2 separate regions of the Homo sapiens genome follow, and region 1 is linked to region 2. A link is an interaction called in ENCODE POLR2A ChIA-PET data of the cell type or tissue named here. Cell type or tissue: endothelial cell of umbilical vein. All regions are shown on one strand. Each heading gives the region's core, and the rest is flanking DNA. Links, peaks and the distances in the headings are about the cores only.

What was found. Peaks named below come from ENCODE experiments on the same cell type or tissue, not always from the same donor. Only the 100,000 strongest peaks of a DNase experiment are listed, where the experiment ranks them.
Region 1: POLR2A ChIA-PET joins it to region 2 with 5 read pairs; 2 of 35 experiments call an interaction of 5 or more read pairs at or near these places.

Annotation. Positions count from the first base shown.
Region 1 is chr9:130,366,533-130,374,463 of GRCh38, reverse strand. HMCN2 (hemicentin 2) reads right to left here. Exons shown (of 98, transcript NM_001291815.2): 44 at 6,027-6,188; 45 at 4,613-4,894; 46 at 3,333-3,500; 47 at 2,057-2,170; 48 at 1,340-1,426. Among named protein-coding and RNA genes, the nearest start is that of ASS1, 74 kb to the left of the region's middle. In endothelial cell of umbilical vein, for the core only: no CTCF peak of the experiment used is centred there; no DNase peak of the experiment used is centred there.
Region 2 is chr9:131,113,814-131,121,744 of GRCh38, reverse strand. It overlaps AIF1L (allograft inflammatory factor 1 like), which reads right to left. Exons shown (of 6, transcript NM_031426.4): 4 at 7,127-7,168; 5 at 3,827-3,989; 6 at 1-1,510. The coding sequence ends at 1,423. Among named protein-coding and RNA genes, the nearest start is that of NUP214, 7.8 kb to the left of the region's middle. In endothelial cell of umbilical vein, for the core only: no CTCF peak of the experiment used is centred there; DNase peaks (open chromatin) are centred at 4,414 and 4,584; H3K27ac peaks cover 2,227 bases.

The DNA.
Region 1 (7,931 bases), core at 1,362-5,361, 750 kb after region 2:
TTGACTAGGGCAGCCCAGGGGTCACAGGCTGCTCCCAGATGGATCAGGGGATGTGAATTTTCCATTCCGGCCCAGAGGCCCATGAAGCACAAGAAGAAGCAGCAGCAGCCTGTGCCCCTTCCTCTGTGATTTGGCTGCCTTCTCCTTACTGAGGAATGGCTAGAGATGGCTTAGCATAGACAGGCAAGACAGAAAAACAAGGTATTCCTTCCATCCATTCATTCATCCACCCACCCACACACCACCCACCAATCCATCCATCCATCCAACCATCCATTCATCTACCTACTCACCTATCCTTCCAGTCAATCAATCATCCATTCATCTCTCTATTCGTCCACACACCCACCGCCCACCCATCCACCCAACCATCCAACTATCCAACCATCCATTCATCTACCTACCCAACTATCCCTCCATTCAACCAATCATCCATTCATTTCTCCATTCATCCATCCACCCAACCATCCACCCATTCACCCACCCAACCACCCAACCATCCAACCATCTACCTACCCACCTATCCTTTTATTCAGCCACAAATTTCTCCATCCATCCATCCATCCATCCATCCATCCATCCATGCACCCATCCACACATCCATCCATCCATCCAACCCTCATTCATTCATCCACCCATTCATCTACCCATCCACCTACCTATCCATCTATCCATCCACCTACCTATCCATCTATCCATCCACCTACCTATCCATCTATCCATCCACCTACCTATCCATCCATCCATCCATCCATCTACCTATCCATCCATCTATCCATCCATCCATCCATCCATCCACCCACCTACCTATCCATCTATCCATTCATCCATCCATCCATCCATCCATCCATCCATCCACCCACCCACCCACCCATCCATCCATCCATCCATCCATCCTTCAACCCATAAGCACGAATGGGAGCCTACTCTGCCAGGCACTGGGGAAACCATGGTGACAAGGCAGCAGCTGGGTCTTCAAGAAGCTCAGATGCCACAAGGCCACTATGGTCCAATGTGGGTCAGTGCTAGGACAGGGAAGCACTGGGGCTTGTGGGAGCCCAGTGGAGATGGCCCACTGAGCCTTAGGGGCCAGCCAAGGACTCCCTGTGGAGGGTCCTGAAAGCTGAGGTCTGTAGTGAGGTGGGGAGAGGGAAGAGTGTTTGGGATGGAAGAACACATGCAAAGATGAGCTGGGACCTGGTGCCGAGTCCAAGATGTAGAGAGACCCCAGTCAGGAGGAGTGGGGCTGGGGCAGGTGGGCAGATCCCCAGGGATCCCCTCCTTTCTGAAGGTGCCTTCCCGCCCCTTCTCCCAGCCCATCACATCATGTGGCCCTTACCTGTGACGTTGCACATAAGATGGGCAGTCTGTCCATCAAGGACCTTGATCACCTCCTCCAAGTCCTCGTTCTCAATACTGGGAGGAACTGGGAGAAGCAGGGAGACAAATGGCTAGTGATGGGGTGGGGGGGGGGGCTGGCCCGCCCAGGCTACACAATCACAGAACAAGAAGCCAAGAGCCCACCGTTTCTTGTGCCTCAGTTTCCCCATCCCATGCCTGTTTCCATAGGGTGGTGAGTTTAAGAAACATTTCCTGCTGCCTGATGGAAGTACCAGTGTCTCAGAAGAAGACTCTGATGAGAGGCAGGCAGTCTTAGTGGTGTCAAAAATATTTGCCCCCTTCCACTTTCGATTGTCCCTGCTGTTTCTGGAAAGTTCCATGGTGGCCTGAGAACAGAGGTTTCTTGTCACCTGGGCTGGAGTGCAGTGGCACGATCACTGCAGCCTCTGCTTCCTGAGTAGCTGAGACTACAGGCGTGTACCACCATGCCCTGTTAATTTTTGTACATTTAATAGAGACAGGGTTTCACCACACTGCCCAGGCTTGAACAAAGGTTTTTGATGAGGCAAAGTGTACAGGGCTTAGCTTCTCCCTCCTTCTCTGTGCTGGGCCCCTGCTACAGCATGAGCCATGAGTCTGGGGACCTGCCTCTGGGAGCTCCCAGGCAGTGGGGAAGAGTTCATAGGGCACCCATGAGAATGGGGTTGTAACGCACCCAGCACCTCCACACTGAAGTTCCTCCGTGCCTCCCCAGCCTCGTTGCTTGCCAGGCATGAGTAGAGGCCACTGTCTTGCTCCTGTGTCTGAGTCATCTTCAGCATCCAGCCACCTGGGGAGGGAGGGGCGTGGGCCCCAAGCATGGCTCTGAGCAGCATTCTGTCCCAAGCCGAGCCCCCTGCTGCCCAGCAGGAAAAGGCATTATAATTAGGCGTGTACATGTCTGTCTCCCATTGTGTCCTGTTCCTCAGATCCACAAACTGAGGCCCAGGAGGGTAAACAAATGGATGGAACTGCCTGGAGATTAGACACGTACCAGAATAAATCTGAGGACCCTGCTCTAGCAAGAAGTATCTGTCACCCTGGCCACCCCTGGCTCTGGGGATTGGCTGGAGCTGAAGGGAGAGTAATGGGTTATGTAGTCCTGGCCCAGCAGACCTCTGCTCTACTCTGACAGACATGGTAAAAGGGCTTCTCCTCCCAAGGATCTCTCAGGGAGAGACAGCTCCTCTCAGAGGAACCCAAGGGTCTCCCAAGATCAGTGTGTGGAGGGCAGATACATAGGACACAGGACACCACTGCTGTTACTGCACCCAGAGCCGACATTACTAACTGATTGCCACATTCCTTTCCACTGGGCCCAATGCAGTCTCTGAATTCCTATCCACAGAATGCACCCGGCAATTCTTACCAAGTGCTCAGAAATGATGCCCAAGAGGAAATGTATTTGCCATCTCATCATGGGCTGCGTGGAACAACCAATGGGTGACTGAGGCATAGCCTCAGGGGCCTTGAAGTCCTTGCAGGATTTGGATGGGACAGAGACTCCTGGGCCTCAGTTCCTCATTTGTATACCAGCAAGAACCTCACAAACCCATTTTATGAGGAGGATAAATATTCAGAGGAGAAGGTGCTTAGATCAGCACATCCAAAACTTGTTACTGTTCTGTGGGATGTTATATATAAGTGCCAAAGTTTGTTTTTTTTTTTTCTGCAGGACTTATCAGAACCTTTGCTATGCAAATGTTCATTGTGGTTCTCTAGATGAACAGAGCAGGAAGCCTTTTCCAAATTTATCTAAATCCATGATATTTTCCTGGAGCACCTCACCTGACTAGTGTTTTGGGCTGCATTCTTTGGGGACCAGCAGCTGGAATGATTATTCCAACCAGGCCTGGCAGCTCAGAGTCAGAGGTCATGGGCATGTAATGGATAGAGTCAGAGGCAGAGAGCCCGACCTGATTCCCAGGATCCAACCTTAGCTGGTATCTTACCTGCCAGCAGGTAGGTGTCCTCCCCGGGGCTGACAGGCTCCTCCCCTCGGAACCAGCGGATGGCTGGAGGTGGGATCCCCATGGCTTCACAGAGCAGAGTTAAGGGGCTGTGCAAGGCAGCAGTGATGTTGGTCAGCGGGTCCAAGTCTCCAATGAGCTCTGGGGGCACTGGACACAAAGAAGAAGCCACATTCAGGGTGCAGATATGGGCTGTGTGCTTCATGCTCCTTCCCCAGCCCCACTGACTGCCCCCCAACTCCACCCAATTGGGAGAGTCTGAGGAGCAGAAGTGACGAGAGCAGAGCTGCTCCCCCTAAAGTGAGGACACCTAGGAGGGAGCCCATGGCGCCACAGGCTGGGCTCTGGAGTCGGGCAGGCTCCTTGGGCCTCAGTCTCCCCAAGCCCTCAGCGGGATGCTGGGGGATTCAACAGGAACACGTGAAAGTGCCCAGTCCAGTATCTGGGCAGAGCAAGCGCTGAGCCAGTGGGACCGGAATTAGTGCAAAGGCGAAGCCAGATGTGCTTCCCAAATCCACGTGTGGAAGCTAAGTGGCAACGCTGCAGTTCTGAAGGAACCTGTTCCTGAAGGAAGCCACTCTCTACCCAGGGGGGTGGGGGTGTTGGGGATATCTGGGTGAGGCTCGAGATCCCAGCAACAGTGAGGGGCGCCCTCCCTAAACTGATCCCCGCCCACCTCTCCCACCCTATCTCTTACCACTCCCTGTCTCCACCCTGAATTATCCTTCAGGCATACAGTAGGAGCTCAGTAAATGATGGAATGCATGAGGCTGCCCCAGCCACCCTCTGCCTGGCACGTGCTTCCCCTCACCTAGCAGCTGCCTAACTCCTACTCACCCTTTATGGTCCAGCTTAAAAGGCACCTCCTCTGGGAGGTTGCCCTGACCTGCCCCAACAGTATTCAAGGTTTTCCTGGTCTCTCACAAGCCCCTGAATTCTCCCCATCACATACCAGTCATGCAGGACAGGGACTGCTTACTTTCCCAGTGCCCAGAACAGAGTAGAGGAAGAGTAAACCCAAGAGGGAGAGAGGGAGGGAGGAGAGGCGAATTGGGGGAAATTGGGGCCATTTGGGACCAGTCCTGATTTTGAGAGCAGTGTTGGTGGCTCCCCCCACCAGCAGCTCTCATTAGAGCCCTGACTCCAGAAAGAACAGGTGTGACCCCAGGATCACAGCCTGAGGGCCGTGCCTGGAGATTGAACCCACCTTGCCCACTCTAATCTGCCCCAGCCCAACTCCTCCAGCAGCTGCCGGTCCTCACCCAGTACGGAGAGCTCAAACTTCCTCTCTGCCCTCCCAGCCAGGTTCTCGGCCACACAGCTGTAGCGTCCAGTGTGGGCAGCCTGGGCCCGCTCCACATGCAGGCTCTGACCCTGGTTCTGCAGCTGCAGGCCCAGTTCAGCCCCCACGGGCTGGCCGTCCCGCTCCCATGTCACTGTCGGAGGGGGTTTCCCTGTGGCGTTGCACTCCAGAGTGGCCACTCCATCCTGGACCACAGAGACTTGTGTGGGAGGCTCCCGGGGACCGGCAATCTGAGGGGGAACTGTTGGGGTGGGGAGAAAGCCCATCAGAGAAAGCTGCTGGGGCCACCAGGCACCACACACTTACCCCGGGCCCAATAGGGACACACCCTCTCCCCTTGCCATCGCTGGCTGTGTGACCTCGTGACCTCACCTCCATTTTCCTTCCCAACAATGGGGTCATAACAGCACCCTACTGCTACTACAGCCTGGGAGTCACAGGCAGGCCTGCTATGTGGGGAACAGCCCTTTCAGGAAGTGTGATGGGTTTTCTTCCTCAAAAACCAGAGACTTCCTGGAGTTTCAACAGTTGTTGGGACTGGTTAGGGGTGGGAAATTATTCTACGGGTGGGTTTCTCCTCAAGATGTTGAACAGCACTGTTCCTGGTTTTATTTTCTAGCAGGATTTTTACCAGGCTGGGGGATTTCATTTCATCACTGCAGGACCAGTAGATAGGGCTTTAGGTTTCCATCATATATAGGAGCTTCACATAATACTCATGCTTCTTTCGGGTTTCCAGCTGTTTCAGATGTGGCTTTTCTCCTCTGGACCACTGGGGGGCCCTTAGGGACTGTGCTGCTGCCCCCACCCCCAATGCTTGGGTTAGTGAGAAGCTGTGTGGGAGGGGCAGTTAAAATGCCAGGTGATATGGCTTGGCTGTGTCCCCACCCAAATCTCATCTCGAATTGTAATCCCCACGTGCAGAGAGAGGGACCTGGTGGGAGGTGATTGGATCATCTGGGCGGTTTCCCCTATGCTGTTCTTGTGATTGATAGCGAGTGAGTGAGTCAGTTCTCAGGAGATCTGGTTGTTTGATAAGTGTCTGGTGCTTCCCCCCTGGCTCTCTCTCTCTCCTGCCGACATGTAAGGCGTGCCTTGCTTCCCCTTCATCTTCCGCCATGATTGTGAGTTTCCTGAGGCCTCCCCAGCCATGTGGAACTGTGAGTCAATTAAGCCTCTCGTTTATAAATTAGCCAGTCTCAGGTAGTGTCTTTAGAGCAGTGTGAGAACGGACTCACACACCAGGAACGTGAGGGAGGAGAAAGCCTGCACCACACACCATCACTTCCCCGTATTTGCTCCAATTTCAGGGCAGCGCCTGCCCAGCCAGTCCATGATCCCAGACCCTTCCAGCCCCCGCCCAGCTCACCCACCGTGCACCTCCAGCTGCAGGTCCTGGCTGCTGTTCCCCACCACGTTGCTGCATTCACAGGTGTATGTTCCTTCCTGAGCCAGCTGGGCCTGTCCCAGGTACAACAGCCTCCCCACAGCCGACACGTGCTGGAGGCCAGCCCCCTCCCCGGGGAGGGGTTGACCTGGGTGCAGGAAAAAAGAAACTCCTGGTCCAGGGCATTTGCAAGGACGTGATGTCTTTCCACATGGAAAGTTTGTCCTCCTACCCATTCTTGCCAATTCCTGCTCATCCTTCAGGTGTCCATTTAGACACTACCTCTTCCGGGAAGCCTTCCATGAGTGCCACTTCTGGTCCTGGTGCCTCTTCTGAACTCCCCCCATCCCCCTAGGCTTCTCTGCATCACAGATCTGCCTACAGGTGCCCCATCTGAATCCTACTCTGGCCTGAGCCCTCCGGAATGGCAGACTCTGCCTCAATTTCCTTCTGGGATCCCTTTTTTTTTTTTTTTTTTTTTTGAGACAGAGTCTCTCTCTGTTGCCCAGGCTGGAGTACAGTGCCACCATCTCGGCTCACTGCAACCTCTGCCTCCTGGGTTCAGGTGATTCTCATGCCTCAGCATCCCGAGTAGCTGGGATTACAGGTGCACACCACCATGCCCTGCTAATTTTTGTATTTTTTAGTAGAGACGGGGTGTCACCATGTTAGTTAGGCTGGTCTCTAACTCCTGACCTCAGGTGACCCACTGCCTCGGCCTCCCAAAGTGCTGGGATTACAGGTGTGAGCCACCGCGACCAGCCTCCCCCTGGGATCCTTAGTGGCTCCCCAGGGCCTGGCACACAGCAAGGCTCAATAAAGGCTACTGAAGGAACGACCATCCACTTAGCTACAGTGGCCTGAGGAGGGTGACCAGGCAACTGGTGGACCTGGCATCAAGAAGACCCCTTGGAGGAAGAGGATTTGTCAACCTCGACCTACTGGATTAAACCCTTCCTCCTCTGTTTCTAGAGAAGCAGACCTCTGGGCTGGGTCATGACTCAACGCATGTCCCATCAGGGAAGCAGACCCAGTGGCCACCTGGCATTGCTTCCTCCCTCTCTGTCCTGGTGACCTCAGCTTGTCTTGCTACTCCCAGGCTGCTTCCTAGCCCAGACCTCTCCTCTGAGCTCCAGACACCTGTCTCTCACCATCCACTTGACACCTCACTAGGTATTTAGCAGATGTCTCAAGATTAATTCACCCCAAACGCTAGGTCTTTCCACCATATCTGCCCCTGGGGTCTCCCATCTCGGTAATGGCAGCTCCACTCTCCTCCATCATCCCTGATTCCCTGCCTCCTCTCATTCCCCCATCCAACCAGCATTCCTGCCCCAGGACCCTTGCACTTACCCTTACCTCCGCCTGGGGTGCATTTCCCTGTGATATTCTCATGTTCAGCCCTTAGCTTTTCAAGTCCGCTTGGTCGAGCATTCCTGGCCACCCAACTTAAAACTGCAAATCCTACAACCCCCCAGAACATCTTTCCCGCTTCCTAGCTTTATTTTTCTCCATAGCATTTATCACCTAAGGTACAGAGTCATTTACTAACTGTGTGTTTATTATCTGACTGCCCCCATTGTGAGGGTGGGGATCTGTTTTATCCTCTGCTATATTTCCAGTGCCTAGAACAGGGCCTGGTACAGTCTCTCAATACATATTGGTTAAATGGGCTGGGTGCTGTGGCTCATGCCTGTAATCCCAGCACTTTGGGAGGCTGAGGTGGCAGATCACCTGAGGTCAGGAGTTCGAGACCAGCCTGGCCAACATGGTGAAACCCTGTCTCTACTAAAAATACAAAAATTAGCTGGGCATGGTGGCACCTGCCTGTAATCCCAGCTACTCAGGAGGCTGAGGCAGGAGAATCACTCCAACCCAGGAGGCGGAGGTT
Region 2 (7,931 bases), core at 2,410-6,409:
CAGGGTCTTCAGAGCAAGTGAAACCCTCTCCAAGTGTTGACCTTGGAGGCTGTCTCTTCCCAGCCCTTCCCTGTTCTCATAACTAACTAAGGCAGCCCACACTGGAAATGAGGTGTAGGCAGGGTCCCTGAACATCTGGGCCCCAGTCCAGGGCACCTCCCTCTGGAGATAAGCCTGACCTTGGGCAAGGCACTTAATCCCTGTGGGGCACCAGTCTCCTCACCTGTGAAATGAGAAGTCTGGCCCAGCTACCCTCCAGGGTGCATTAGGGTTCTAAAATCCTGCGAGTCCATAAGAAAGGACACAGGTGACCCCAGTTCAATTCCCAAGCTCAAGGTTCTGAGAGATCTGGGGAGAGATGAGTTAGACCGTGTATACTGCACATGCCAGGACAACATGGGAGGATGTAAAGCTTATAATAGCAGGTCAATAAATATCTGGTGAATGAGTGAGTCAATGAGTGAATTATGTGAGTAGGGTAGGAAGACAAATGAGAGAAGCAGAGTCAGGTTTCAAGCAGATTGGGGTCAGACAAGCAACCTTGTATTTCTCAGTCTTGGCTTACCAGTGCTGCTGACTTTGCCGTGAGCATTTTACTCCTCATTCTCCCATCCTGGTCCCCTCAGTAACCTCCCTAAAAGGTGGAACAGCACTGAGCTGACCTTTCCCCCAAAACCCCAGGCCTCACTTCTGCCTCCGAAGCCCTCTGCTGCCCCAGTAAGGGACAGTAGGGCTGCACGCTGCCTCTCAGCTGCCTGCACAGGTGTGGCCAGAGAGCAGGACTGGAGGGTTCCTTCTGGTACCTTCTTGAAGGGCTCCCAATGCCAAGCTCCTTTCCTTCCCACCTTCACATCACTGAGGATGAGAAGAGGTGTGGAATGAGTGGGGATCAGCTGGGGCAGCGGGGCCCCGAGTGGCTGTGTCCTGGGTGACACCAGAGCACTGGAGCCATGGCACTGTCCAAGGAAACCCGAAAGAGGCCCTGCAGCCTTGTCCCTACTCCAAGGTCTTCTCAGAGTGGCCTGGGGTCCTCGTCAGAGCCAGGTCAGTGAGCCTGAACTTGGCTTGGAGACTTTCTGAAAGGATGGAGAGTGCTGGTTCCTCCAAGTGAGGGGAACACAGGCTGGAAGCCTCCCTGCCCTGGCCCTGCCCCCTCTAGTTTTTGGTTTGATGTCAGCCCTTCTGCACAGGGAGCGGGGAAGGAGGGAAGAAGAGAGGGAGGGGACCCAAGGCTCAGGATTCCCCGACCCAGAGCCCCTTTAAGGCAGATAATTTGTGCTTTACAAAGACATTGATGAAAACACAAACAAACCCTCAATGACCAAACAAATGAGAGAGAGAGAGATCACAGTGTGTCAAGAAGGGCAGCAAGATCGGGAGGGAGGTATGGGGTGGGAAGGCTGGGGAGTCCAGGCGGGGTCCTCAGGGCAGGCTAGCAATGTCTCTCTCTGGAGGGGGGCCAACTGGCTTGGGGCTGCTCTCGTTGGCTTTTCCTTCAAACATCATGACTCTGGTTTGGAGATGGAGAAAAGAAAAAAAGAAAGAAAAACAAGATTAGGATCCTTCCCTCATCCAGGGAAAGATCATCCCAGCCTCATGTCAGCAGGGTCCTCAACAGAATTTAAATCTGTTCTCCAGTGGGATCCTTGCAGAAGCCCAAGACAGCAGCTCCAAGGAAGGGGCTGCTAGTCCCATTTTACAGAGGAGAAAATGGAGGCGCAAAGTGGTGATATGACTCCTCAGAACCACACAGGCGGTCCAGGGCAGAGGCTGGGTACGACTCCAGGCTTCTGACTTCCAGGCCATACCCTTCCCTTAACCACACTGCCTGGAGGAGGCTGAGCCAGGCTGGGCCACGCCTCTGCGCAAAGATCTTCAAAAACCTGCCCACTGCTCTGAGAGTGGTGTCTGGGGAGTAGAGGGTAGGGGCTCAGCGTATAACCTCTAGGGCAACTGCCTAGATTCAAATGCCAGCCCTGCTACTTCCCAGCCGGGTGGCTCAAGCAAGACACTTGACCTCTCTGATCCTTGGCGTTTCTCCCTGGAAGTGGGGTGCTAGAAGATCTGGCCAGATTGGACCGTGGGCTCATGGGCCAGGTACTCAGTCTCCTTGGGCCTCAACAAGCTCCTTTGTAAAATGAGACAGGTATATTTTACATTCGTACTTTAAAAAAGTGAATCTTATTTCATAAAAGCCAAGTAAGTGTTATTTTCTGTTTTCTTTTTTTTTTTTTTTTTCTTTTGAGACAGAGTTTTGTTCTTGCCGCCCAGGCTGGAGGGCAATGTCACGATCTCTGCTCACTGCAACCTCCGCCTCCTGGGCTCAAGTGATTCTCCTGCCTCAGCCTCCCGAGTAGCCAGGATTACAGGCGTGAGCCACAACACCCAGCTAATTTTTGTATTTTTAGTAGAAACGGGGTTTCACCATGTTGACCAGGCTAGTCTCGAACTCCTGACCTCAGGTGATCCACCGGCCTCAGCCTCCCGAAGCGCTGGGATTAAAGGCGTGAGCCAGGGCACCTGGCAGAGTGTTATTTTCAGCTGTGACAAATGACAATGAGACTGCCCTGGGGCAATGCTGTAACGCTCTTCAATGGGGCAGCACCCACAATGTGCTACCACGTAGTAGGTGTTTGCCATCAGCCACACAAGGCTGAAATCTTCATAAGTGTCATTTCACTAGCCCTCAGGACATCACGGAAGACATGATTATCACCCCTATTTTATAGATGAAGAAACTGAGACTCGCAGACCTAAGGTAACTTGCCCAGGGTCATTTTGGTAGCAAGTAATAGCATCAAGATGCAAACCCTGCCTCCCTTTGGGGCCAATTTTTGACTCTATTTTATGCTTACAAGCCTGTGGGGGTAGTGGAGGTGCTTTACAAATGGGGAAACTGCCAGGCATGGTGGCTCACGCCTGTAATCCTAGCACTTTGGGAGGCCGAGGGGGTCTGATCTCTTGGAAGTCAGGAGTTTGAGACCAACCTGGCCAACATGGCGAAACCCCATTTCTACTAAAAATACAAAAATTAGTTGGGTGTGGTGGCGCACACCTGTAATCCTGGCTACTCGGGAGGCTGAGGCAGGAGAATCACTTGAGCTCAGGAGGCGGAGGTTGCAGTGAGCTGAGATCATGTCACTGCACTCCAGCCTGGGTGACAGAGCGAGATCTCAAAAAGAAAAAAAAAAAAAAGGAAAACTAAGGCTCGGAAAGTTTCAACAGATTTATCACCATTATCACCATCACCACCATCATCATCATCACAGTTGCCACTTACTGAGTACTGATTCTGCCTGACTCTGCTACAAGCTAATTTCCCCTACAGGGTACATATTAATATGACCATTTGGGCCGGGTGTGGTGGCTCACGCCTATAATCCTAACATTTTGGGAGGCTGAGGAGGGCAGATTACCTGAGGTCAGGAGTTTGAGACTAGCCTGGCCAACATGGCAAAACCCCGTCTCTTCTAAAAATACAAAAATTAGCCAAGCATAGTGGTGCATGCCTGTAATCTCAGCTACTAGGGAGGCTGAGGCAGAAGAATCACTTGAACCCAGGAGGCGGAGGTTGCAGTGAGCCAAGATCACACCACTGCACTCCAGCCTGGGCAATAGAGTAAGACTCCATCTCAAAAGAAAAAAAAACAAACAAACAATTGACAGATAAGGAAATCAGGATCAGGAGAAGTAAGTACCTTGTCCAGCAGGTCGCACAATGAGTTACCTACTAGGTGGGGAATGGCTGGGGTGCCCAGAGCCAGGGGCCTCTCTGCACAGAATGATTTTGCCTTCAGAGATCCCAAGGGAGGAAGGAGGTACTCACAACTTGAGGACAGCCGACCGTTTCCCCAGCATCATGTTCACAAAGTCTCGGTAGGATATAGTGTCACTGACCCCTCCTGTCACCTCTGAGATCATCTTCTTCATCTCCAGGTGGGTCTTGGGGACACCAAGCTTCTCCATCATCCTCTTTAAAGACATCAGGTCTGCCGGGGGAAAAGCAGATCTGTTAAGTGGAGATGGGCTGCTGGGGCTTAGCAGGGAAGCTGGGAAAGCTCCACTCAGGCACCCCACGCCTAGAAACTTGGCGTCTGCACTCCTTCTCTAGGGAGGAGGAGCCCATCACGCCCTCCCTGCTCTCTTTGGAGGCCGTATAGGCTAGTGGTTAGTGACCTGGGCTTCTAGAGTCAGACGGGCTTGCATTGGAATCGAGCTCTGCTATTCCTGGCTCTGGGATCTGGGGCACACTACTTAACCTCTCTGAACCCCTGCTCCCACCAACGGTGGAACGGGTGGATGGGATCATTCAGGGATCTCTGTGCAGGAAGCACCGGCCCAGAGCACTTTCTTCACACCATGACTGTGGGCTCTGCTATTTCCTGCAGTTAGGGTGGGCTGGGTGCCCACTCTCCTGCTGCCTGGGGAGTTATGCCCAGTGTGGCAGGGTCAGGAAGTCAGGCATTGAAAGTAACTCTGCTGGGTGCCGAGTGGCAGGTGGCTTCTCCCCACGTGCCACTCCTGTCCTGCTGTCCTAGGGCTCTGCCCCGGCTGGAAGGGAGAGGATGCCAAAAATATCCCACAGAGCAGGAAAACCAACAAAAGAACAAAATTCAAGAAAAACAAGGGAGGCCCCAGAATGTCACTCCAGCCCGAGGCGGTGCTGTCTCTGACCGCCCAGCTCCCACCAAGATCTGAGGCAATTTCCTTTGGATTGTTCTCCAGTGAACAATGGGTCATCTAAGGATGGCAGGAGAGGGCTGGGGTAGGGGCCATGGGCCGTGGCGCAGCCAATGCTCCTCCTGGCAAGGCGGGCGGGACTGGGGCCAGGCCCAAAGGTGCCAGGATGTCCACGCATTCAGAGAGAGCTGGGCAGCCTTCTCCAGGAAAGGGGGAAAGGGCTGCACACGCACTGCCAGACTCTGAAGTTGGCAGGACCTTTCTCGGGCAGTTCGGCAAGATGCTTCAAAAGCCTTTGACCCAGTGTCCCCTTCCTGAGATTTCCTCTACAGAAATAACCAGGGAGGTGAACAAGCACTCATGTACAAAGAGGTTCTTTACAGGATTATCAATAATAGTTAAAATTGGAAGGCATCCAAATGGTCCACACAAAGGCATCGGCTAAACAAATTAGAATCCATTCCTACAATGCAGCCATTAACTATATTTCAAAAGAAAAATCAGCTGGCGCCATGGCTCATGCCTGTAATCCCAGCACTTTGGGACGACGAGGCAGGCGGATCACTTGAGGCCAGGAGTTTGAGTCCAGCCTGGCCAACATGGTGAAACCTCGTCTCTACTAAAAATACGAAAATTAGCCGGGCGTGGTGGTGCGTGCCTGTAATCTCAGCTACTTGGGAGGCTGAGGCAGGAGAACCGCTTGAACCTGGGAGGCTGAGGATGCAGTGAGCCAAGATTGTGCCACTGCACTCCAGCCTGGGCAACAGAATGAGACTATGTCTCAAAAAAAGAAAGAAAAATCAATAATAAATCAAAATACTCACCATTGTTTTATTTCACTTATTTTTTCTGGCCGGGCTGACCAATAGAAAGTTATTTTTTTCAAGGAGGCTCAAAAATGATATAAAACAGCTTTTGTGATTAGAATAAAGAGTGGAAGGCTAGAAACGGAAATGTTTGTAGCAGTTACTTCTGGGAGGTGGGGTTGTGGGTGATGCATTTTTGTCTTTTTGTCTTGCTGTGTTTCCCCAATTTTTTTAATGATGAAAATGTGTTTATTTGATAAGCCAAATTTTTTTTTTTTTTTTTTGAGACGAAGTCTTGCTCTTGTCCCCTAGGCTGGAGTGCAATGGTGCAATCTGGGCTCACTGCAACCTCCACCTCCTGGGTTAAAGCAATTCTCCTGCCTCAGCCTCCCGAGTAGCTGGGATTACAGGCATCTGCCACCATGCCCGGCTAATTTTTGCATTTTTAGTAAAGATGGGGTTTCACCATGTTGCCCAGGCTGGTCTCGAACTCCTGATCTCATGTGATCCGCCCGCCTTGGCCTCCCAAAGTGCTGGGATTACAGGCGTGAGACACTGTGCCTGGCCAAATTTTCTTTCTAAAGAAAAAAAAAAATGATCAAAATATTCTAAAGGGAGAAGAAAAGAGAGAGGACAGAGGAAGAGGAGTAGAAATGCCGGTAGCAGCATCAATCTGAGACGCAGGATGAAATGGAAAAGGGGGAAACTGTTCAGAAACCAACGGCTGGGCCCTGGTTCACTGCCAGTGTTCCATGTAAGCAAGTCATTTCACCTTTCTTTTTGCTTTTTTTTTTTTTTTTTTTTTTTTTGAGACAGAATCTCGCTCTGTCACCCAGGCTGGAGTGCAGTGGCACAATCTTGGCTCACTGCAACCTCCGCCTCCTGGGTTCAAGCAGTTCTCCTGCCTCAGCCTCCCGAGTAGCTGGGATTACAGGCACCCGCCACCACACCCAGCTAATTTTTGTATTTTTAGTAGAGATGGGATTTCGTCATGTTGGCCAGGCTGGTCTTGAACTCCTGACCTCAGGTGATCCCCACGCCTTGGCCTCCCAAAGTGCTGGGATTACAGGCTTGAGCCATGGCGCCCGGCCCATTTCACCTTTCTGAGTCTTGCTTTCCTCATCTGTAAAATGGGGATAATTAAACCAGCCTTAACCACTTCTTTGCGGGTGAGGTCCAGGTATGGTCTCCTACCAGAACGTAAGTGCCAGTAGCTGCACAGCAGGATGCAATAAGGAGAGAATCAACGTATATAAAAGCAACTTGTCAACTGCCGAATGACATACAATGGAAAGACAGACTTCAGGGCCACTGAAATGCCAGCCAGGAGGCCCAGGGCCTGTCCACCCTGAGTGTCTCCAGCCCTGGGCAGGTGTGGCACCCTCTGTCCTGAGTCCCCGTAGCACCTGGGGTGGGAGGCTGAGGTGTGGGTGGGGAGGGAAGCAGTAGGGGATCAAAGGGTCTGGAGGAGTCTGAGGGCAGTGGTGCCAGGGCAGAAGGCAAGGGGCTGGGGCTGGCTCGGCGCAACATATTCACCAGCCTTCCGGACTGCCCCATGCCCCTCACCCGCACAGAGGGTCCCTCAAGCCCTCTACCCACTTAACACCCTCCTCCCTAAACACACTCAAGGCTTCACTCACCAATCTCGCCTTCATTGTTCAGGTCAAACTCCATGTACTTCTCTGGAAATCACAGAGCAAAAACTAGCATTAGTTTGGAAGCAGCGTCTCCCTGTGGGGACCCAGTGGCTCCCTTGTGGGCAAATGACCGTGTCCTCAGGAGTCTGAACCACCTCCCGCACCCTACCAAGGGTCTTGACCTGAGTCCCCCATCCGCTGAGCCATGGCCTCTGGGGAAAGAGCTCATCCTGCCTGGACTACTCTCCTAGAGGTGCCACGAGGGAAAGATGGCTGGGGGCCACTCTGACCCTCTTACCAGGAGGGCAGCTGCTTTCTCCCGGGTCCCCAGCAGCACAGACCAGCTGCATCTGAGTTAGTAGCAAAGTGACTAGCTCTGATTCCCTGCCCCAGGATTCTGGCTCATGGGTGTGGAAGGACAGGGTGGGGGCAGGCATGGGTGTGCTTTTTAGCGTCCCAGGCAGTTCTGATGGGCAACCGGGTGTGGGAACCACTGATTCAGGGGACCTGTGATTCTGAAACCAGGAAAAAGGCCTGCCCTAGCCCACAAAGTGGACATACAGTTTCCCGGGGTACACAGACCATCACCCCAAACCTCACACACAGACTGAGTTATACTTCCCTGATCAAGGAGTCCAGGAAAACTTCTAGCAGTGAGGGAGGATGTCGGAGCAGTGGGCTTGGTATGTTCAGATGGGAGCAGTGTGTCAAACGGACCGTGGGGCCTCTGCAGGTCACCCCCTGCCCGGGCAGAGTGGGGCCCTCATGGTCCATCCTGCCCCACAAGCAGCCAGCAGAGAAAGCCGAG